Regions from separate parts of the Mus musculus genome. Here regions 2 and 3 are each linked to region 1. A link is a loop called in an ENCODE intact Hi-C map of the cell type or tissue named here. Cell type or tissue: heart. All regions are shown on one strand. Region 1 has its middle 13 kb from the start of Gm36744. Region 2 overlaps Dennd1a (DENN/MADD domain containing 1A). Region 3 overlaps Dennd1a (DENN/MADD domain containing 1A).

The links. Peaks named below come from ENCODE experiments on the same cell type or tissue, not always from the same donor. Only the 100,000 strongest peaks of a DNase experiment are listed, where the experiment ranks them.
Region 2: it touches region 1 in a loop (17-fold over the local background); 6 of 42 quality-filtered maps call a loop at or near these places.
Region 3: it touches region 1 in a loop (13-fold over the local background); 8 of 42 quality-filtered maps call a loop at or near these places.

Annotation. Positions count from the first base shown.
Region 1 is chr2:38,654,776-38,662,775 of GRCm38, forward strand. No RefSeq gene overlaps it. Among named protein-coding and RNA genes, the nearest start is that of Gm36744, 13 kb to the right of the region's middle. In heart, CTCF peaks have their summits at 3,915 (motif pointing left) and 6,810 (motif pointing right); a DNase peak (open chromatin) is centred at 3,816; H3K4me3 peaks cover 753 bases; H3K27ac peaks cover 349 bases; H3K27me3 peaks cover 564 bases.
Region 2 is chr2:37,921,940-37,929,939 of GRCm38, forward strand. The region is part of intron 13 of Dennd1a (DENN/MADD domain containing 1A); the gene reads right to left. Among named protein-coding and RNA genes, the nearest start is that of Crb2, 150 kb to the left of the region's middle. In heart, a CTCF peak has its summit at 4,014 (motif pointing right); no DNase peak of the experiment used is centred here; H3K27ac peaks cover 310 bases.
Region 3 is chr2:37,810,599-37,818,598 of GRCm38, forward strand. It overlaps Dennd1a (DENN/MADD domain containing 1A), which reads right to left. Exons shown (of 23, transcript NM_001362973.1): 20 at 6,318-6,406. Among named protein-coding and RNA genes, the nearest start is that of Crb2, 38 kb to the left of the region's middle. In heart, no CTCF peak of the experiment used is centred here; no DNase peak of the experiment used is centred here; H3K27me3 peaks cover 341 bases.

The DNA of each region.
Region 1 (8,000 bases):
GGTCTACAGAGTGAATTCCAGGATAGCCAAGGCTACACAGAGAAACCCTGTCTCAAAAACCGAAAATAAAAAGCAAACGAAAGCAAACAAACAAAAAAGTGTGACACAGACATACAGAAAAGGCAAATCCATCAATCAATCCATCAATCAATCAATCAATCAATCATGAGGTGGAAGGGGTGACCCTGTGAGTGCCTGAACCTACCTTGCTGGCAGGGAGCCCATGAAAAGCCTGAGGAGGAACTGGACCTTTTTTGAGTGTGAGTGCTTACTTGCAGATACTCCAGGTTCTTAGGGAAGGCAGGCAGCACCCAGAGCAGAGGGCACAGCAGAGTCCTGCTAGGCTCCTACCTACAAGACCTCAAAGTCATCATGTATGTGGCTCTAGGTTATTTGTGGTCCTTGTAACTCCTCATGGATGAGAGTCCAAAGTCAGGAAAGGGGCCAGTGGCTTCCCAGGACCCACCTCTTCATGTCAGGCTGTCAGCCTCAGCACCAGCCAGAATTGCTTTCTCCTGAGCCATGGCCAAGCCCAGCAATGATATGGCAGCTGGTTCCGATGCTCGGGACACACTATAGCTCCCTGTGGTTTTTAAAGATAAAATTTTATCACATTTATTATTTTGTGGTGTGTGTGTCTGTGCAAGTGTCTGTATGTGTCTGTGTGTCTGTGTCTGTGTGTCTGTGTCTGTGTGTCTGTGTGTCTGTGTCTGTGTGTCTGTGTGTCTGTGTCTGTGTGTCTGTGTGTCTGTGTCTGTGTGTCTGTGTCTGTGTGTCTGTGTCTGTGTCTGTGTCTGTGTCTGTGTCTGTGTCTGTGTCTGTGTCTGTGTGTCTGTCTGTGTCTGTGTCTGTCTGTGTCTGTGTGTCTGTGTCTGTCTGTGTCTGTGTGTCTGTGTCTGTGTGTCTGTGTCTGTGTCTGTGTCTGTGTCTGTGTCTGTGTCTGTCTGTGTCTGTGTCTGTGTCTGTGTCTGTGTCTGTGGCTGTGGCTGTGTGTGTGTCTGTGTCTGTGTGTCTGTGTCTGTGTCTGTCTGTGTCTGTGTCTGTGTCTGTGTCTGTGTGTGTGTCTGTGCCTGTGTCTGTGTCTGTGTCTGTGCCAGGGCCCACACAGTGAAATTAGAAAAACAAATCCAGCATCAAATCTTTTCCCCACTATGTAGGACTTGGAAATGAAACTGAGGTTATCGGGCTTGGCAGCAAGCACCTTACCCACTGAGCCTTCTCACAGGACCTCCAAATCCTGTTTTGTTCATTTATACCGCTGTACTCAAAGGTCCAGACACTCCCTAAGCCTCTCCATTTCCCTGGGGTGGCATAAAGCAGGATCCACATAAGTCCTCAGCAATCGCAAAGTGGGATCCTGAGAGCGGATGACCTAGGAGGAGGAAGCTACCGCCATGTTACGGCTGTTTTAGGCAGAGCTCCTTACCAGCCCCTAGCCAAACGCCCAGACACCTCCGTAAGCCACTGTGCTTAGGATTGACCATCACCAGACTTTTTTTTTTAAATCATTAAAAAGTGTGTGTGTTTGTGTGCTAAGTCTCATTTGTATTTCAAGTTTTTTTATTATTTGATCACAAGTGGCCCCTGTCGTCACATCTTTTTAACTCTGAAGCCCTAGAGTTAGGGGCTCTGCTCTTCTCACCCAAAAGGCCTCCCAGATAGAGGTCTGAAAGGCACAGATCACACTATGGTTCGGGACTGATCAGATGAATTCTGTGCAACCTGTTTGCTGTCCTGGCCAGACGTCAGAGAGAAGGGGAATTCTCCAGAGGTAGGTGGGTTGTCTGTGTGAGTGGGTTGTCTTCGTAGGGAGTGATGGGTACCTTCAATAGTTATTTCAAATAGCTCACACACCCGTACTCTCCCTTCACGACAGAGTCTGTTTTGGAGAGGGGCTCCTGAGCTAAGACCACGAAGGAGCCCTCTGGTATGAGTCTGACTTTTCCAGGGAAGGTCACTGGAGCCAACAGGTGTGGGTCAAGAGGACAAGGACCAGGGACTCTAAGGCCACCTCCTGAGAGTACATTCAAGCCAGCACCTCCAGGCACTCCTAGAGTTACACTGGGGTCAAAGCCTACCTCTGCAGCTCCAGCTGTGACCACTTGGTTTCTCTTTGATCTGCCACCCCAACTCCTTCACCTCTGCCTTGGCTCTTTCCCCAAACCTTCCCTGCCCTCTCCCTCCACTTACTTAGCCTCCAAAATGTCCACCTCAACAGCTTCCACCGCATTCAGCCAGGGATGAAGTGAAGCCCTTGGTCCTTGTGACAAGCTTTCTCTGGGGCAATGTAAAAACAAACAAACAAACAAACAAACCTGCCAGAAACAAATGGATCAGATGTCCAAAGTACTGAACCGGTGAAATAGAAACCTCCCTCCGGCTCAGAACTCCACCCTGCACGCCTGTCTCCAGTGGGCTAACTGGTGAAGAGTCTATCAGTAGACAACCCTCCGGGTTCCTGCCTAGGACCATGAGCCCAGAATTAGCTTCCCTGTAGACAATGCACAACTTTCCCCAGATCAGGACAGGGCTACTATCCCTAAAAGACTAAGGCAGGAAAAAACAGCTTTTAATTTCTATTATTTATTTTTCACTTATTTAATATTTTATCAATTAAAATTGCATTTGCATCCTGTGAGTATAGTCACACGTTCACATGGGAGACCAGCGGGTTCTGAGAAACACATCGTTTGGGGATTTTTGTCATTGTGTGGACATCACAGTACTCACACACAAGCCCAGATGGGTTAGCTGGCACCACTCTGCTCTATGGTACAACCTCCTGCTCTGAGGTGACAGATCCAGACAGCAAATTAATGTACTGAATGCTGAGAGTAACTGTGACATATGAAATTATGTATTTTTTTAAAATGTACATTGCCTGAGTGTATGTCTGTATTAGCGTGCTGAATTTCTGGAACGGGAGTTATAGATAGTTGTAAGCTGTGGGTGCTGGGAATTGAACCTGGGTCCTCTGGAAGAAAAGCCAGTGCTCCTAACCACTAAGCCATCATTTTCAGCTCCCATTATTTTCTTACAAAAACAAACCAAAAAAAGAGCAACTTTTTTTTTAAAGGGTTATCATACAGCCCAGACTGGCCTCGAACTCTCTTTATATAAGATAATCTTGAACTTCGGATCCTCCTGTCTTCATCTCTTCTAGGTTGAGATTACAGGCACGGGCTAGTATGCCAGGTTTATGTGGGGGTATGGAGGTTTGGAGGTCCAGGCAGCAGCTCAGGACCTAGTAGGCTGGAGGGGGTTCAGTGTGTTGGAGAGGGTTGAAAGAACAGAGGGGACACTACTCTGTTACCAGACTTCCCTGGTCCTCACAGAGACCAGTACCTCTGCTTGAAGGGCACTAGATTCCAGAACCATTAGCACCAGAAATGTTATGGACTCTCAGGACCTCCATGCAGGGAGATAAAAGCAAACGTAGGATATACTGAAAACGTGCAAAGCCAAGAGGAGGGACTTGGGGACAATGAGGGGTACCTTGCCCATTTCTGGAGATACCCAGTCGGAGCCCTAGCCTCGGTTGAAGAAAGAAAAAAAAAAAAAAAAAAAGCCTTGGCCAGTGGCTGGGGACGCCCAGCTCTCTCCTCCGCCTCCCCCACCCCCCGCCCTCGTGCTGTCCAAGAAACAGTGATGAAGTTGGAACCAGCCTCTCCGGGATGGCTTGCAGGCTTTCAGACCGGATTGGCACGCGGCCGTCGAGCAGTTGGTGGCAGGAGCCAGGGGACCAGGAGAGCAGGTTTTCGCTGGAGGGGACGTGAGCTTTATTTCCCTCTTGGTTGCTGACAAGGAAGCAGCTGGCCTTCCCTGATTATTTTTACCCGGAGTCACAGCCGTGGCTGCCGAGCCTCCCCCAGAGCCCGCTACCGCGCGCCCCTCTCAGCCGCGCGCCACCAGCGCCACCTGCCGCCACCTCCTGCAGCCGCAGAGAGGGTACAGCTGTCCTCAGACCATTGCTGGTCACTGGCCTCCAACTCTGTGGTCTTTTTTTTTTTTTTTTTTTTTTTCTCTTCTTCTGTGCTTTTCCTCTGACTCCCCTCATCCCTTCCCTTTTGTTGTTGTTTGAGAGACAGTCTTGCTTTGTAACCTAGGCTGACGCTGGACTTCCCACTCTCCTGCTTCTGGGTAGCAAGCAGACGTCACTAGACCTGGCCACAGATATGGTTTCAGTTCAGAGACTGATCCTGACTATTATTTTACAGTTAGTACAACACATCCATATCTGTAGGGTCTACCATCAAAAGCTGGATATATGGGGGTTGGAGAGGGCTCAGTGGCTAAGAGCACTTGCTGCTCTTCCAGACTACAGGAGTTGGGTTCCCAGCACACACATATTTTGCCTTACAGCCAACCTGTGACTCTGTTCCAAGGGATATGACGCCCTCTTCTGACTTCCTCAGATACCTGCACATATGTGGCATTCACTCACACAGACACATACATACACATAAAAGATAAAAATAAATGTAAGAGCACATCTTAAAACTCTTAAGCGATAAGGAGGTCGGCCAGTTCCTCCTGCCTTCTGTTTTTCATAACCCACGCACACACGCACGCACCACAGTGGGGAACAATAATGGAGGAGGAGGGCTCCCAGACTGCCCTTTGAGAATAAAATGGGAGGCCAGAACCAAAGTCTTTTGGATAAAACACCACAAATGACTACACACTAACACGTTTGGCTGCCTTCCTTCCCAAGGCATGGATCGTCCCAGCATGGGAAAGGCCTCCCTCTCTCCCTCTCCTCTCTCCCTCTCTCCCTCTCTCCCTCTCTCCCTCTCTCCCTCTCTCCCTCTCTCCCTCTCTCCCTCTCTCCCTCTCTCCCTCTCTCCCTCTCTCCCTCTCTCCCTCTCTCCCTCTCTCCCTCTTTCCCTCCCTCCCTCCCTCCCTCCCTCCCTCCCTCCCTTCATTTTGAAACACTTTCACTCTTCCACCATACACTCAATAAAATAAAATAAAATAAAATAAAATAAAATAAAAATAAATGTAAGAAGGAAAAACCTGACGTAGTGTCAAAGCACAGAAGGGCTTGCCTAGAACCACACAATACAAGATTATGGAAAATGATATTTGAATCACAGTCGACCTGGCTCTACATCTTGACACCACCCATTTATATCTGTCACAGTGCTTTAAGTGAATGGGGACTTACTTTCCTCATTGGTAGGTGAGCGGGGGTGTGGGGGGGGAGCCACTCCACAGTGTCAGGAATTCAGAGTCTATAATACCAATATTGCTGCTCCATCAACCCAGATAGATCACCTTTGGACACGCTTCTAGTTTGCAGTCACAAGAGCTACTGAAACTCTGGGCATCGCACTAGAATTCAGGGTGGGGGTGGAGGACTTGGAGGAGCTGATGTTTGAGGCTGTGATAACCCACTTTATCAGGACAAAAAAGTATTTTCCCTAATGTCTAGCCCCCTACACACACACAAAAACCTGTGGGTTCCACTTCAGAGGTAAAAGAACTACCCAAAACTGCGAGGGAGGCTGAGAAAAATCAACATTTCTTGGATAAGGAGGAGGGCAGTAACATCAAATGCTGGGTCAGCAGCCTCAGTATCTGCCCCAACCCATGCGAAGTTGTATTTAGTTGCAATTCTATCACACAGAGGTTTAATTCTTGCTTCCTACTTTGTTCTTTTACTGTGTGGCCACTTGAAGTTTCTTTATCACACTGTGTTTTGGTTTAGGGCCTTTTTGAGACAAGTCTCACCGTGTAGCTCTGGCTGGTCTAGAATTTCCTTGTAGATCAGGCTGGTCTCCAAGTTATGGCAATCCCCCTGTCTCTCCCTCCCAAGTGCTGGGATGACAGGAATAGGTTGCAATCCTTGGCACTATGTTGTCTTGATCATTTTCATTTTTCATGGTTTTGGTTTTGGTTTTTGGTTTTTGGTTTTTCGAGACAGGGTTTCTCTATATAGCCCTGGCTGTCCTGGAACTCACTTTGTAGACCAGGCTGGCCTTGAACTCAGAAATCTGCCTGCCTCTGCCTCCCAAGTGCTGGGATTAAAGGCATGCGCCACCACGCCCGGCGATCATTTTCATTTTTAATGGCTTAGTTATTTCTTCAAGTGAACATATCACAGTGTATTTACAGGGCATTTACAGAGCTACATTTTTCAATGCACGTGTGTGTGTGTGTGTGTGTGTGTGTGTGTGTGTGTGTGTGTGTGCAAGCACACATGTGTGTGCATACGGAAGTTGGAGGACAACCTTGAGTGTCATCCTCAAGAACAGAGCCCACTTCTTTTGAGTCAGGGTGTCTCATAGATCTGGAGGTACAGTTAGACGAGGCTAGCTGGTCAATGAATCCAAGGGGGCATGTCTTTCTCTGTCTCCCCAGTACAAGGATTACAAATCCATGTTGATTTTATTGTTGTTTGTTTTGTTGTTGTTTGTTTTGTTTTTGAGACAGGGTTTCTCAGTGTAGCCCTTGTCCATCATGGAACTCACTCTGTAGAGTAGAGACCTGTATGCCTCTCTTTCCTGTGTGCTGGGGTTAAAGGCATGTACCATCACCATCTGGCTTGCCTGGATGTTTCGTGATTCCTAGAGAGCAAATGCAGGCCTTTGTGCTTGCAATGTAAATATTATACCAACTGAGAAATTCCTCCCAGCTTTGAACCTACCATATTTTTTAGAGTTGTAGAGAATATCCTGATTGCTACTTTTAGAAAATGTTTTATTTATTCTTATTTTATGGGTATGAATATTTTATGTTTGCCTGCATGTATGTAGTATAATATATAATATAATGTCCATGTAATACCCGGGAAGACCAGAAGAGGGCATCAGATCCCCTGGAACTGGAGTTGCAGATGGTTGTGAGGTGCCATGTAGATTCTGGGACCTGGGTCCTCTTAGGAGTAGCAAGTGCTCTTACCCAGTGAGCATTTCTCCAGCTCTGTTATCACTACTTTTATGCACAAAGCATTTACCATAGAGTGTGAATCCCCAGCATCAAAGACTGTAGCATCTTTAGTACTATCAATGCTATTCCATCAATCTCCAAGAGGGCTGTGTTATTTTTCAATGTAGCAGTACCTAAGTATATTTACTGATTTCATCACAACTTTGCCAGCACAGAATTTTATGATTTTAAGAGACTTTTTAAAAAGCCAAATTAGCACCACAAAACAATATAAATTGTTGTGGTTTTATTCCTTTGATGAAAACTGAAGAGGAAAATTTCTCTTATAGTATTTATTTATTTATTTATTTATTTATTATGAGACAGAGTATCACTATGTAGCACAGGGTGGTCTAGAACTTGCCACTCTATAAATTAGACTGTCCTTGAACTCATAGAGATCTGTCTCCTTCTTCCTCCTTAATGCTAAGATTAAAGGGGTGCACTACCATGCCCACCTACCTCCCCTGTGGCATTTTTGTCCATCCTTGTCCATCCTCATCCGTTCTTCCTTCCTTTTTTTCCTTCCTTCCTTCCTTCCTTCCTTCCTTCCTTTTCATGGCTAGCAATAGAACAAAGGGTACCGTATACACTAGGCAAGTATTCTGCACTAAGCATCACCCCCGATGTCCGGTAGTTATTTTTATTTTTCTCTTTTTATATATACACAGTGTACTTGTATGAGAATATGGAATGCAGAAGTCAGCTTGTTGGGCATGTTCCTTTATTGCTCGCCACCTTGGTTTTTTGAGACAGTGTCCCTCACTGAACTTGGACCTTACTGTTTCAGCTTGGCCAGCTGGCCAGCCCTGGGATCCCTGTCTTTGCCCCCTGAGCGCTGAGATCCTTGTACACACCATTAAGCCTAGCTAGCTTCTAGTAGATACTGTGAATCTGATCTCAGGTCTTCATGTTGGACAGCAAGCATTCTTACCGCCTGAGCCAGCTCCCCTCCCCCACACTTGGTGTTGAACATACTCTGTACTTGTCCTCTTTCTTTGGTGAAGTCTTTGTTCATCTTTGAAGCGAGAGACTCATTTTTCCCAGCATGACTATGGGTAACCGCTTGG
Region 2 (8,000 bases), 730 kb before region 1:
TTTGCCAGATTTAGAGACACTTAGACAATACTCAAGGAAGTATAAGCCACAGTTTCTAGCCAGAAAAATGACTTCTACGTATAAAGGGCACAGAAAAGATCTTACCAGCATTTAATTTTGGACTGATTTTGTCAACTTGACACAAACCTAGACATATCTGAAAATAAACTCTCAACTGAGGAACTGCTTCTATCAGACTGGCATTTTCTTTACTACTGGTTGATTACTTGATTACTAGGAGGTCCCAGCCCATTGTGGGACCGCCCTGAACAGGGTGGTCCTTGGTAAGAAAGTAGGCTGGGCAAGTCATGGCGAGCAAGCAGTAAGCAAGCAGTGATCTTCCATGGCTCCTGTTCTTGAGTCTCTGCCCTGACTTCTCTCAATCATCAGCTATGACTGGGATAGATAAACCCTTCCTCACTAAGATACTTTTGGTCATGGCATTAAGTACAGCAATAGAAAGCAAACTAGGGCAACTTGTGTTTTTGAAATTTTTATATATTACTCGGGTCACAAGACACGGAAAAATCAAGCTGGTACTCTATAGGAAGCTTCTTCCCTGATGGCTTTCATAATGCCAGAGGCAGCTTATGTAGGATGTTGGAGAAAGGTCATCAACATCCAACCCAGCTTTGAACTCTGTGCACTACAGTAATGCCTGGCATTGCAAGGTTTGACCATCAACAGTGACACAAATATTACAGAGGCAAACAATAACATTCCAAGTGGCGGACTGAAGGCTCACTCCACAGGAGGGCACAGATGCCAGGCTCTGGAAACCATCACCAAGACCACAAGCAGCATTTGCAACATCGTAGACACAGACACACTAGGTTCCAGTTTCTCTCCCAGCCGCTACCTCATCACCTGGGCATTTTTGCCAGTCTCTTACTCCATTTGCTTTTTTGGGTACATTTTGCGATTTAAAGCATACCTTACTCACTTTCATTGCTCCTACCTATGCCTTCCTGGAATACATAAGTTTTGAAGGCTGGATATAATTTATTTTGGGTATGTGTAGGATCTTTCTTCTATTATCCAGGCTGGCCTTGAATTCCTGAGCTCAAGGGATCTGCCCATCTCAGCCTCTGGGGTACTTTCAACTATAGATGTGCATACCTAGCTCAGGGACTTTATTTTGCTCACTATTATATATCCAAGCACCAAGAAGAAGGTGTGTAGAGGAGAGCCTTTGAAAACAGTTGCTCCCACTTGTTTAAGTGATTCCAACACTCCATGCTTCAAGTTTTATATCTAGCATATCAGGCATAACACTGCATATTTACCCAAGAAAATATAAACAACTGAAAAACAGTAGAAACCCATAAGCATCAAGTGCCTTTCTCTCATGCTACTTTTGTTTGACACTTGTCCATGAAGGGTAACACCAGTCACCTCAGTATAAAAGTTCCCTTCAGGACTAGATGATGGGAACTTGTTTAGGACAACCTCACTCCCTCCATGCCATTGTTAATGCTGGAAGATGAGAGCAAAAATGCCGCACAGTAGGAGAATGGGCGAAGGGAGGCTAAGCAAGTGGCATATGTGTAATACCAGTGGGCTGTGCACTGATAGAACAGGGCTGAGTGGAGACCTGCCAGGTCACATCACTAACAGGGACCAGCAAACCAAACATAAAATAATCTCCAGCTAAAGGCTTTCCAAACTCCCGCCACGCCTCCATGGAATGTGACTGCTGGTGATTTGGGCATCGCTGGATAAAAGGCTTCTTGTGGCAAGCAGGGAAGAACATGGACTGGGACTTTACATCTGCTGTTGCATTTGATTCTCAAAGCAATTTTATGACAGTGGCATTCTTAGCCCCACTTAACAAATGAAAATCCTGTGGTTTTGGGGGGAGGGTGCTCATGGCTTCACAGCTTTTTAACGCTGGCTCTCCCAGAATCCCATTTTTCTTTAACTTGTTCCAAATGGCTTCAATAATACATACAGAGAACTTCTCTAACACTGGGATGGATTACCCAGAGTATGTTTTATAAGATTTCCTTACCTGCCAGCCTCTAGGAGGAGGCCACATACAATAACAAATTGAACATTTGCTCACTGATCATTGCTAGGCAATAGATGCCAGCAAATTCACTGAAGTTTGGAGGTAGTCAATCAACATGTGCAGGTTTCTGACATTATGTTTAGCACTGGGTCAGCCCCAAGAAATTTGAGATATCTCTCTCTTGTTTCATAATGAGGTAGGAACAAGCCAGACATAGATCACTGAGGCCTGAAGGTATTTTTCGCTTCCTTAATTTATAATTGAGAAAACAGGGTTCAGGAAGGTATGATAACTTGTTGGAGCCACACAGGTAGAAGAGGTAGAGTCTGGATTTGCATCAGGTCGAATGAAAACCCAAGGGGCTACATTATGTTACTCACCATGTATTAACTGCTAAGGAAGAGGGTCCATAAATAGCCAACTGTCTGTGTCTGGTTGAAACTTGCCCCTATACTCCTGCTCTGCTTTGCATAGACATGGCCAACCTGCCATTTAACAGGGTCTGCTGCTCACCTGGTTTTGCTTAAATAAAGCATCAGTGAGACATGGAGGGGGACGCACAGGAAGGGAAAGCTTGCATGCCGCTACTCCACTCTTACTACCAGTGTAGATAGGCTGCCCAGCAACGGCTTGTCCTTGTGTGATTCAGCCCCCTCTGGCACCCAGACCACTATGCCAGGCTTCTCCTTGCTTCTGCAGGTGCTATATCCTAATCTTGCTTCTGGGGGTCTCATCTCAATTATATGCTTCAATCCAGTCAACTGGTCTTCCTCTTTGGGAACAGCACCATAGCCACTGCTGGTCTCTAGGTTCCCTCTGCCACTTTGAGTCACAGCTCTTCTGTAATGTGTTCAGCCATTTTTTTTTTTTTTGTATTATTACCCCTTTCTGTTGTCCAGGATAAAACCTGACATGTGACTAAGTTACCGGACCTAGGGAACAAACAGCATAGCTTATGGCCCCAAGCTATGAAAGCCCAGTGATGGCTGGGAATTGGGTCTCAATATCACCTGTTGGCCCAAACTGATCAGACAACAAAAGCTTTGGGAAAAGAATGAGTTTGTTTGTCCTTTTCCAAGCTTCACAGACAGGACTGGAGTAGGAAGAACACAGCTGGTATCCTAATTGCACACTCCACATCAGCCACACTGTTTCCCCCAAACTGCCATGAGGAGTAAGAGCCAGGCAGGGGAGGGAAGGGCTTCTGAAAAGTACTGGGCTAGGCAGAATTAACCTTTCATTGTTCTTTTCTGAGCTGCAGGGCTTCTATAAGGTGCACTATAAATATATAATACAGTTGTATAGGTGTCATGGACATTCCAAAGTCTGTGGGATTAGAAACCTATCAACCTCCAACTCTTCAAGGAACACTGCTAGAAGTGCTAGATCATGGGCGCATTCTTTCCTGGCCTTCTTATAGGCTGGGAGCTAGCCAGACATCTTCATCCGCAGTCACACTCCGTCCTGTCAATGCCACGCTCCTTTCAGGCCCCGACTCTCTGCATGCTCTGCTTCCTTCCTGCTTCCAGGGTTTCCCATCCAGGTGCCACCTTCCCTGGGAAGCTTTCCTTGTGCCCCTGTTTCCAACAGCCATGAAAATCCCTGCTACCTTCCACAATACTCCACTCCTCTGACCGCAGCTCTCTGCTCATTTCCTGCCTCCTCCCCTGCAGTGTTCTAAAGAATAGTGACTGAGTCTGATTTGTCACAGCACAACAGCTAGCGTGTAGGACAGGGTGGGTAGCTGGCCAGGGTCATCAGAGGGTCATACATTTCAAATGCTTGTAGCACTTTCTACTATCAAGGTTTAATAATTGACTTAAAAATTTAATTTACAAATTAAAATAAAAACTATTGTTACAGGCATCTTTACTAAGTCAACTTTTATGAATGTACTTACTTTTATTATGATGAGAATAATTGATTTTTTAAAATCCTAAAATTGCCTGAACACAGCCATGAAAAACATGGGCTAATGCTACCGTGAGAAAGCTTCCCACCACTAGGTGTCAGCCCAGGAACAGAGGAGGAAGGCTGTATTCAAACTCGTGTTTTACTTATTCATCCAATTATCACTATAAATATCAAATATTTAAACAACAAAATATTAGGCAATTAAAATTATTTATTAAGGGAATGTTTTTAAAAAGATATATAAAATTTTGACATTTCCCCTTTGCAGAATAGTTTATAAATGGTGTTATTTTAACCTGTATTTGTCAAGAAACATTTGCACAGATTAGAGGAACTAACTCCTAAGAGGAAAACCAACTCGCTTTTCTTCAGAAAGGCCCCCAAACTGTATATAACACAGACCATATGGTCACCCCCACTGTGGAGCGTGTGCAGAGCAAAGTGCATTGCCCCCACAGTTAGGCACATGGAGGGGTTGGATCCCAGTTCTGCCATTCTGAAAACAAATGTGACGCCATCTTTCCCAGCCTCGGTTTCTTGTCAGTAAAATGGGGCTATCTGACTCTCTGCATGGGGACTGAAAAACAACAAAGGGACTGTAGTACGTTAAAAGCCCCAACAGAATAAATGTTCTAGTCTTTTATTTTCCTTTAAGTCTTAATGATCTATGTAACAAAACTGCTTTGCAGATCCCAAACAAAAAGTGAGATTATAAGAGCTAGGACCATTCATTCATTCAAAGGATAGCTGATGAGAATGTCCTAGGTATTGAGAAGGCTCTGTGTCAGGGACACTTGTGCAAACATGACACTTCATGCTCTCCTGACCAGGTCTCTGTGGTGACAGACTGTAGTGTCATTATCTACTGCAGAATGTATCCAACAACCTGGCCCCTAGAAAACCAATGTGCTTGGAAGCCTAGTGTGTGTGTGTGTGGGGGGGGGGGGATCGGGATCTACCATTTTCTCTTCTACTTATCATTATTACCACAAACACCATGGCTCCATGAATGTTACAGTCCTCTACTGTATGCAGGTGTAGGAAAGAATGGTATGCTGTCCTGCACTTGAGAAGCTCACAGCCTGGCTATGTAGGCAGACTGTTAGGTGTTATTGGAAACGAATCAGAAAGATTTCCTTTTCAGGGTTTCATTGAAAAGGCAAAAGGTCATATAATTAAACTGTTTGATTTAAACATGGTAACTGTAACCACCTATGCTTGCTCCTACTTCCAATAAAGATACATTTACTGCTGTCACAGCCAATCCTGGGGTCAAGCTCTCTTCATGCACACATAACCTAGAAGAGAATACAGACTGCACGATGACTTTACACATGATCCTTTCCAGATCCTAAATGACTCTGGTCAGTTTCCAAACAGCTGCCTGGCCAGGCCTTTGTTTTATGTTGATATGCTTGCTGTGTGTGTTAGCTTGTGTGTGTACCCTCAGATGATGTTGTAGGGGATACTTTCTTGGTTGTTTGTTTGTTTTGAAGACAAGGTTTCTCTGTGTAGCCTTGGCTGTCCTGGAACTCAATATGTAGTCCAGGCTGGCCTCACATTTAGAGATCAGCCTGCCTCTGCCTTCTGAGTGCTGGGATTAAAGCATGTGCCACCACCGCCTGGCTACATTAAAACAAAACAAAACAAAACAAAACAAAACAAAACAAAAAACAAAAAACTAAGTGGCTACACTAAAATATGACCACCACTCCAAGCATAGAAAGCAGGCATTAGCCATTCATATGCTCACTAACAGTCACTGGCTGAACATGGACTGATGCTACGTGAGGGACACCAGGCCTGTCAAACTCATTCTAAAGGAACAACATGAGAAAGGAGGCAGGATTATCAAATGGAATCTAGTGAGGGTTTGGTGTTCTGCTGAGACAACCTGTAACACGCTACTACATTTTACTTTTTCACATCTTCTCACACTTGGGGGCTTACATTTTTCAACTGGGCAATCTACTTCTAGATTCATCGTGTGAGTCTGAGGTACAAAGCCTCCAGAACTGTACCAGTGTCTGTGCTGTGGCTGATTTGGTGAACCACAGTCCTTTCCTCAATGGCAAAAGCTTTCTCTCTCTTTAAAAGTTCCAATTATATTTTCTTTAATATATTTTTAAAACTGACTGTCCTCATTTTAAAAAATGATTGTCCTTATCTTGAACTACACCTACCTGTAAGTGCTGGGAGCAATGACAGATGAACAAATAGCAAATGCTTATTAAAGGAAATCATTTAATGTGAGATTTTATTCAATTTTGGCACACAGAATTTGAGATAAAAGATGTATTTCCTCTGCTAGCTCAAAAGTGGAGTCAGAATGGCTGTGGGCTCTGTGCTCTGAATGGCTACAGGTGCCCTGTTGCACACACATGCCATTGTGCTAGAGTGCAGCTGTCCCTTTCTCTCTTCTTCCCACTTTACCTCCCTGTCATCCAGGAAAGTGCCAGTATCTTTATCAGCATGGCACTGTGTAGGCGTTTTATATGCATAACATTTTTCTCAATATTCATACAAAATAGGTGCTATTTCCACTTACAGATAAGAATTGTGAGACTCAAGAGTGGAAGGACTTTCAAATGCATCCACTAATAGATGAGAGAGTCAAAGCCAGGTACCCACAGCCATGCTTGCCCTCAGGCTGTGACCTCCTCAGCTCCCTAGAGTCACAGAGCTGCTGTGGTGGCTCTGAGAGCCCACTGCCAGGAGGGGAGTGTCACTCCCTACTCCATTCTCAGGACATGATCTTGAATTCAGATGACTAGTAGTCCAGACAGAGGCAGGGGAGAGGGAGGAGAGAGAAAGAGAGAGGGGAGCCCAGTGCAGTCTATTCTGAACTCGTGTTCTTAGGGCACTTCCTTGGCTTAGGCTGGTGGTTCAGGCTGTAATTCCCAGACTGCTTGCCCACAGGTGGGAAAACAAGATAGCTTTTCACAAGCCTTTCCCAAATCTGGGCTTCATAAAGTTACTGCTAAGCATGTAACAAAAGCACGGGTTCTGTGAAGAGTTCCACGGTGACAGGGATGCTCAGCAGAGAAGCATCTCTGTATAAAGTCCATCTGAGCCCCTCAAAGCACAATGTTAAACACTGTATTACCACGAGACAGCGCCTCCACACCAGGCATCATGCTTGTGCACATGCCATAGAATTGGTCACAGGAGCCAAGAGGTGAGACTACTCACCTTTATGAAGTCCAGGTTTGTAGGAAACATTTGTGAATAGTCAACAGATGAAGGGAAAACACAATGGGGTTTGTTCATGTACAGACTATAACTCAGTCTTGAAAAGGGATGGCATTTTGATATCTATTGCAAGTTTGATAAACTTTGAGTTTGTGTCACATGAATTAAGACAAAGGAGGACAAACACAGTGATATTCTACTTCTAGAAAAAAATCAGTGGGAACATAGATGGTAGATTAGAGGTTACTAAGTACTGCAGGAGACAGACAGGAAGTTCCTGGTAATGAACTTTCAGGATCAGCTGACTGGAATGGGAGATTATAAGAACTTTCAGGGTGAGGGTTGTGTAGTCCTGTGAGTGCAGCCATCCCTCAGCTGTGCAACTGGCAATGGTCTCAACAACAAAGCTTGTATTTTCCACAATTGAAATAGTCTAAAGACAGACTTCAGGTCCATTCTAGGCTTCCCCATTCAAATGATATATATAGAGTCACAGGGCCTGTGCTTGGTCACAGGTACTCATTCCAGTCTTGTTTCCCTGTTCCTCATCTGTGCTGAGTGTAGTGTCTTAAGGCTGCTCAAGTCCTTCTGGGTTCAAGATGGAAACATGGGCAATTAGTCACTACCCTATCCGAGTTCTAGGAATCCTTTATACACCACACCCCATCATGTGGGCTTCGGTGTGCCCCACTCAGCTTCTCTCATATGAGTGAGCTGAAAATGGCCTTTCCCCACAGTGGAACAAATAGGCCCCTAGAGTCAGGCTCCTGCACACACCTGAATTTCTTTTACCCAGAAAGCTTAGGAGTAAGAGCATCTCAAAGTTTTATTAACTGAAATGTTGGTAGATTATTACCTAAAATATTGAAAGGTAAGAACAACT
Region 3 (8,000 bases), 840 kb before region 1:
CCATCACCAGTCACCATCAGAACAAGGGTATTCTGCTGCCTGTGATAATTCCTACTGTCATCAGCAAGAACCCAGGTCACTCCACTCCCTTGGAGACTGGCTCTACTAGGAGATCAGGGGTCAGGGATTGAGGATCAGGGTACCCATGGCTCACAGACTCTCCGATGAGGATCCCTGGACAATGGTATAGACTCCGCACTTTGATCCTGGGCAGAGTAAGTGTAGCTTGATGGCCAGGAATGCATCTAAGAGCATCAAGGATGGGGGTGTTCAGGAGAGGGAGGACCTGGGGTTGGTGGCCTCAGAATAGCACAAGGATGGATGGTTGGGTAGGCGGAGGTGATGTGTGGCCAGGTGGCTGGGCTGCATCAGGAACAGGAGACATTTCTAGTCTCCACTAATGCAACCACTGTGGCCATCCTTTCTTCCAACAGAATTCTCTAATGCCTGCATGGCATTGACATATGGTCTAAGCATGGCCTGAGATGGTCCTTGCCAAGTTACCAGGTGGACACACACAGGAATAAGACATTGTTACTCTTTGGGGGTCTGTGTAGGAGGGAAAGTGGAGATCGGGAGGGAGAATGGAGACACCTATCTCAGCCCTTTGCCCTTAGGACAACCATGCCTGCCTGAGGACCATGGCAGCAGCAGGCAGGAGATGGGGCACTGGCAGTCCTAGGGGTGTGACTCGGTCAGTCCCAGGGCAAGTTGTTTCACTTGCTAGTGGGTTGGCTCCTTTGTATTTGAAAGGGGCTCACACTGTCCTGGCTGGGCTCGGGATGGTTAACCAACAAGCTATTACGCCAGGGTGAGGCCTCAGCTAAGTGGTACAGCCTTTGGAGGCTGACTCCTAGAGGCTTCCCCTGTAGTGACAGCAGATGGGAAATGGCTTCCCTGTGTGTGTGTGGAGGATGCTGTCACGTGAGCGCAGCTTTTCTTGACTGGACTTTTGCACTCAGTCACATAAATAGCCATTGAAACAAATGGACTACTGCTGTCTCTAGTCACCATTAGCCATTGTCAAGTGGGGGTAGAGGTGGACGTGGCAACACCGCCAGTTTACACACTCTTGGATGAGGGCTTCTGTTGGTTCCTGCTTTTCTAATCCTGGTTCCAGTGCCTCATCTGGCTTCAGGCTTCTCTTTGTCTCTACCACCCAGAATCCACTGGGGAGGGCAGTGAGTCAGGTCAGGGGCCTCTCACTCTGCTAATTGGGTTTGTGACCTTCTGTGAGGTGTTTGGACTTCTGGCTGCTCAGGCAGTGGGAATTGGCAGCCTGCCAGGGGGTAGCACCAAGACAGCTGCCCCTGCCCCCTGGGGCCCAGGCCCAGCTGGCATCCTAGAGACTTGCTGCTGGGCTGGTGGCAGCTTCCAGCTCTTGCAGGGTCAGAGGAGGCGAGGTGCTAGCAGCCTCACAGTTACATTCCACGCACACCTGGCACACAGTAAATGTTCATTAGGTGTTTGTGGTTGTTTACTGGCACCTGGTTGATCTCCAGGGTTAGTGGACTATGAGTGGCAGGCATCTGCCTTCACCAATTCCTACATCCCTCCATTCGGGAGACACCTTTGAGCAGAAGTCTGGATAAGCACTGGCTTGGCAGTCAAAGTCAAGGTTGAGGTATATAACTTCTCCCTGGAGAAGCTTGGAGCACAGGTATGTGTATATGCATGTCCATGTGCGTGTGCGCATAAGTGTGAGTGTGTGTGTTTGTGTGTCTGTCTACATGTATGCTTCTACAAACAAATGCCTTCAAGTGTGTATCCAGAGGAAATTTATCAGTGTAGGCTCACACTCTGGGCTCGGGCACAGGGAGAAAGTCTGTGATGTGATGTAACCGTCAGGGTGTTGGGGGCTGACTGGCCATTGTTGAAGAGGTGAGGAGGAATGGTAGGTCATGTGTCCCCCTATTTAGGATGTGACTGTGGCTTCTCTGGATACTGTCAGGAAGTGAAGCCTTGGCACCTCAAAGGTGGCAGACTGGGATGCCACCTTGAGCATGGGGAAGTCCACCTGTGCACCAGGCCTCTGTCCAAATGACCAACTCTAGCATTGGGGTAGTGCTGGGCTATACAGGAGGTAAAGGGCTTGGCTCCTTTGACATCTGACACTGACGGATGTGAAGCACGTCCATAGTGCTAGGGTAGCTTGTCTTCTGTACAGCGACACAAGAGGAAGTGTTCTGAGATGCAGACTTGGGTCACGGTCCTCACAAAATGCTTCTGGCAATGGCTTCCAATCCGTTTTCACCTTCTGAGGCTTTGGTACAGGGGCCACAAAGCACACTTGAGACAAATGCACTGCTGCCACTCAGCAGTGTGGGCTCCAATCGGTGCAGACTGTCTATGCGGCTGGCACACCTGCACTTGTTCCCACCTAGAGAATTTCCAGTGCTGCTGGCTGCTCAGAACCCAAGGGATGCAGATCTGGTACAAGGGATGAGGCAGTGTGGTTCCTGTCCACTAAGTTGGACAGGACAGACATATTCGAAGCACTGATGGGTGTACTGGTTTCGTTTTCAAGAGGTAGAATTGAAGCTCAGCTCTGCTACTAACTAGCTGTGTAACCAGTGGTGCTACTAACTAGCTATGTGACCAAGGGCAGGATCAACCTCTTGAACTTTCAGCCATTACCATAAAACACAGCTCAAGTCCCCTACCTCCCAATTTCTCACGAGGATGTAGTGACCTGCCATGTGTAAAGTGCCAACCTAGCATGCAGCCTTCCATGGACGGTGCTGTCACTTCCATGTCTTACAGCGACATACAATGAGAGGACTCTCAGCAAGCAGGGGCGTTACCCCAGCAGCTTCCTTCATTTTCTAAAAGAAGATTTATTTATTTATTTATTTATTTATTTATTTATTTATTTATCTGTCTATCTATCTATCTATCTATCTATCTATCTATCTATCTATCTATTTTACATATGAGTACTCTATCTGCATGCACACCTGCACGCCAGAAGAGGGCATCGGATCCCAGTATAGATAATTGTGGGCCACCATGTGGTTTGCTAGGATTTGAACTCAGGACTATGAGAAGAGCAGTCAGTGCTCCTAACCACTGAGCCATCTCTAAGCCCCCGGCATTTTTCTAATGAATGAAATCTTGGGAACAAAAGCTAAAAGTATAGTATAGGAACAGGTTAAGAAGGAACACTCCCCTTCACACACATGCTTGTAGTCACAAATGACAGGAGTTATCAAGATACAAGGGACAAGTCTGTACAATTGGATATCAAAGACTAAGGAGCTCCAAAAAGATAACTAGGCAGAGCCTGGAGGGCACTGTACACAAATACTTATGTGTGGCCGAGTCAAAGTCATGTGATCAGAGTGAACTTGTCTCCTTCCTGACCTCTAGGCTGTCTTTAAGGCCACTTGCACCATTCTGACAAGCAAAATTGCTTAAAAAGAGAGATCTGGTGGGAGAGGTGAGCAGGCTTACGGTTCCGTGGTTGGTTGAATCTGGGCTCTTCTTTAGTATGAGGAAACTTAACTAATAGGTGTGGCCAGCAGAATTCACATCTGCATGTGACTGGAGAAACAAGCCATGCAGTCTAGAGAGCTCAGAGGGTAGGTGGTCAGAACAGGGCACTTTAGGTCCACTGCCATCTGCAAGTCTCTAACCTCAGGACCATGAAGATGAATCAGGGGCTATTCACAGATGATGTCCCCCTATATTCTTAGCCACTCAGTGAGGACTACCGCCCCTGATCCCACTGCAGCCTTCTAATAGGGAATACGGGGACACCTGGATGTCAATGTGGTCATAGGCCCTTGCCTCGGTGGTACATGTGTGGAGTCCAGATGCTAACCTCAGATGTCCTCTCTTACTGCTCTCTATATTATCATTCTGAGATGGTCTCTCAGATTGGGCAGATGTAAGTCAACAGATGAATCAGCATGGGAATCCCTCTGACGGCATCTTGATGTGTGCCTAGCAGGTTTTCAGAGATGTCTACTGAATGAGTGCACATATGGATGCAGATAGGGAGCAATGGGCAGAAATGTGTCAGCAGGAAAGGAAGCAACGGATCTCAGCTGAGAGCTGCTGGCTACTGCTGGAGCTTGGTGGGCCTCAGAGTGCCCAACTCCTAAAAGGCTCCATCTTGCTGAATAGAGATAACTATTGAGTATGTTGGAATTCAGGGACAGGCAGGAAGGAGTCACCCCTTCAGCTGCAGCCTAAACCCTCTAAGAGCCCAGTACACTTTGATATCCTCAGCAGAGATAAAGAACTAGGACTCAAGACAAGTCACAGTGGTTCAAAGGGCAGGCCCTGAGTCCACGTGTACCACCAGGAGCCACCCTCCACAAAGACCACTAGATGCTGGCTCCTGCCTCCCAGCCCCTCCTTCCAACTCTCCCAACATGGAGCTGACAGATTGGTGGCGCTGTTTTCCTTCCCTTCCAGAACAATATTTGAGGAGTCTGTTTTATTAAAATATTTTCCGCTGGATGCTTCCTGTGTTTCAAGAACTTGGTCTTGCCAGCTGGAGCTGGTGACAGTTGAGAGAAACACATCCAAGTGCTGTTGTGACATGGCATTTGGAAGTGGAGGAGCATGGGTGGGGGTAGAGGATGGCAGCATGGAAGAGATGCAGGAAAACACCCGGGTGGCACCAGAAATGTCATTGGCATGATGAGAATACAGCCTCGCCTCTTCCTCATTAAGAAAATGTGAAGAGAAACCCTAGCGATGACGTCTTAGAACATCCTTTGCTACCCGCTGGCCAGTCTGAGCTGCAGTGAGGTGTCTTTTGATTCCTGTCACTGTGTTTGCCAGCCCTCTGAACCAGCCCCCACACTCTTGCCCAGTTCATCTCAACTTGATGCTTTCTGGAAAGAAATCTAAGACAGGCACATTACACGAAAATACTGAAGTGATGCCGACCGGGCTAGGGCAATTACCAGGAAGAGCTACCTTCTTGACACAGCCAGCTTCTTGCACACACTAAAGAATTACTCCTGTCACTGGGTTTGGAACAGGAACAGCATAAATAAATGTGGGTGGTGAGTCCAATCTCTAATCAGGACCACAAAGTGGGGAATGCGTTTCCATAGGATGTGGACTGCTGCCAGTCTGGGATGTGTGCGTGTGTTATACAAGGATATCCTTAATTTAAGACTCAATAGCTACAGGTCCGTGGTTTCTATCCCAGGACACTTAGATCAGCTATGAAGAGGTGGCTAATTCCATTCCCTCCAAGAGAAATCTTTAAGGCAAGAGGAAACCCAGAGCCATGCAGCATTCTCACCACAAGGGGGCAGTCATAAGCCACGGCAAAGGAGATGTCCCTCACTATGTCCACCACAGCAATGTGTAGAGCCCAAGTTAAATATGCCCTCACTTCAGGTATCCCCTCTTCAAAATCTCACATATCCAAGCATCTCCAGAAATAAACATATATTTTCCCACTCTGGTGTTCTCCCTGAATGGTCTTTACCATTCAGGAAGGCTGGATCTATAAAGCAGAGGATTATGGGAGAAATGAAGTACACTGAGGTAGGCCATAGCCTGACATTTTGGAATCATTTCTATTTTGGCACCACTTCTTTGCAAAGAGAGGCATTCTTCCCTTTCACACAAAGAATAGTTTTTCCCCCTCAGTCCTCAAACCACCCTAGGCCAAGATGGATCTGTGATATCTACAGTATTTCTAAAGATATCCAAGGAAGCTGGTGAATAGCTGAGCCTAGGGCTATGCATACCAGGACAAGGGGAAATAGTGTTTCTCTCTCCAGGTTGGAACTGTCTACAGCTTGCAGGTTCCATCTCCCATCTATCTAACAGCCACTCAAGATGTTACTGAAGCTGGCTCTAGGCTGGGTCACAGGGTGTCCAGAGGTCCTCTAGGTCAGGGGGAAGTTTGAAGGAAAGGCCTAATAGCACAGGTGCTATGGCTGAGGAGAGAGCAATGGTGAGGATGCTTTCTGATAAGCTCAAGCCGTGGAGACTGAAGAGCAGTAAGCCTACAATGGGGCTTGGCCTTGCAGGAACGCTTCTTTGACAAGGCAGCTTACTCTCACCTGTGGACTCTTCAGTGTTAAGAGGCCTGGGGCTTCCTTTGGAATGTGGCTGACTGCCTTTGAGCTGCACCACTCAAAGCACAGCCCAGGTTCCTGATGTGACAACAGAGGCTCAGACTCTGACACCAATGACCAAGTTCCCTGTCTGGCCTTATTTAACACCTGCTCAGCATTTCAAAGGAGCCTCCAAGAGGAAGGCTGGGGCTACATGCTTGGTCACCACAAAGCTCTGGCTCATTGGGTTCCTGGGGAGAGATGAGAGGGAGCAATAGTACTCACTGCTCAGGGCTTGAGACAGATGTCCTCCTGCCTTCCACAGTGATGTTGCTCTTGGGTCTCCTGACGACATGTGGACGAGGAGGCCGTACCTAAGGATGAACATGGGGAAATCCCCAAGAAGGAGTGAGTTAAAAAGGCCCCACAGGTCCACTGTGAACATTTGGGTAAACAGCCCCAGAGGGCTTGGTTACAGGTTCTCCAGGCCTGGGCTACCATGGTCTCCTGGTTATTACGTAAACACCACCACTTAACATACAGCATATGGATATATATGCTCTCTGGAATTTAAGCCAGAAAGGCTCTCCTCATCTGCAGACCCAGTGGCCTCTCAGAGAGCTGACTGAGGTGTGAACAACATGGGAGGCAGAACAGCAACACCCTATTTATGGAATTCAGTGTGTGGAACAAAGAGGTTCCACTCACATTTGTTTGGGGGACTCACACTCAAAATACTTTTTTACAGCTGAATTACAGGATACTTATTTTCCTCTCTAAAGGGAAGGAGGGAGCAACTGACAACTCCACAGAGTGCCCAGCTAAGCCAACTTGCTTCTCAGGGTACCGTATGCCCTGTCTTCCAGTAGGGCTAAAGTGGATGCTGCACAAAGCACAGCTTACGGTGGCAGTGGGCACACGAGGGCAGCAGGCAGCTTCCTACACTCACCTCTTACTACACTGTGGGTAGATGGGTTATTCTGAGCTGCCACAATAGTGAAGCCACAGAGGAAAGGATGCCCACTTCCTTGTCCCATCAGAGCCCGTGATAGATGTTAGGCTGTGAATTTCTGGGTACTCTTAGAATGAGTCTCATTTGGTCTAATCAGTATTATGTGACTTTGTGTATGGTACCATCACCTCTGACCACTTCTAATGTCACAGAGATTGGGAAGAGAGCTGAGAATGTCTCTCTGTGGCTCCTGCTGTTCATGCAGATGAGCCAGCATTGCAGCAGGTATAGGGAGCATGCATTCTCTGCAGCTGCAATGAGACACTGGCTGACAGACGAGAAAGACAGTGCCCACACTCCATTACAACAACCCTTCTTCAGAACAACCCTCCCGCCCCCCAGCAACTGGTGGGCGACACAAAACAATGGCTTAGGAACAAGATTACAGAGGCTGGCTGCATACAAGACCAATCTCGATAGAGTCTCATGGAACCCTCAGGTCTGCGCACGTCTGACCAAACCAAAGATTTTCCTGTGGAGCGGCCAGTCTGAGCTCAGACGTCTTTGGCAAATCAGAGATGTGGTAAAGGCCAAGAACATTCCACAAAACATGCTGTCTTCTTCCACGGAGCTATTGTTAAGACTTAACCACAGGGTGTGGGTAACACACTGGTGTGGACATTGCACAGAGTGTGAGCTCCAGAAATGCTTGCCTGCTTCTTTGTGATCGAGATGCCCCCTTTTATCAATAGCAAAAGGAAGGAGGGGAGGTGCCTGTAAGAAGATAGATTGCAGATAGTCTTAATCCTTTTAGCATCCTGTGAGGTGCCTGGTACATAGTGGAACTTCAGCAAGATTTGTAGACAGGCCAATGTTACTGTCTGGAATCTAACAGCAGTAAATACTGCTGTGGTTGTCATTGTTATTAGAAAGGTGCCTGCCACTCAACAGACATTTGGTCAACATTTGCCGAATAAATACATGGCTATATCTGTCCCCACTCTCATATGGAAGTG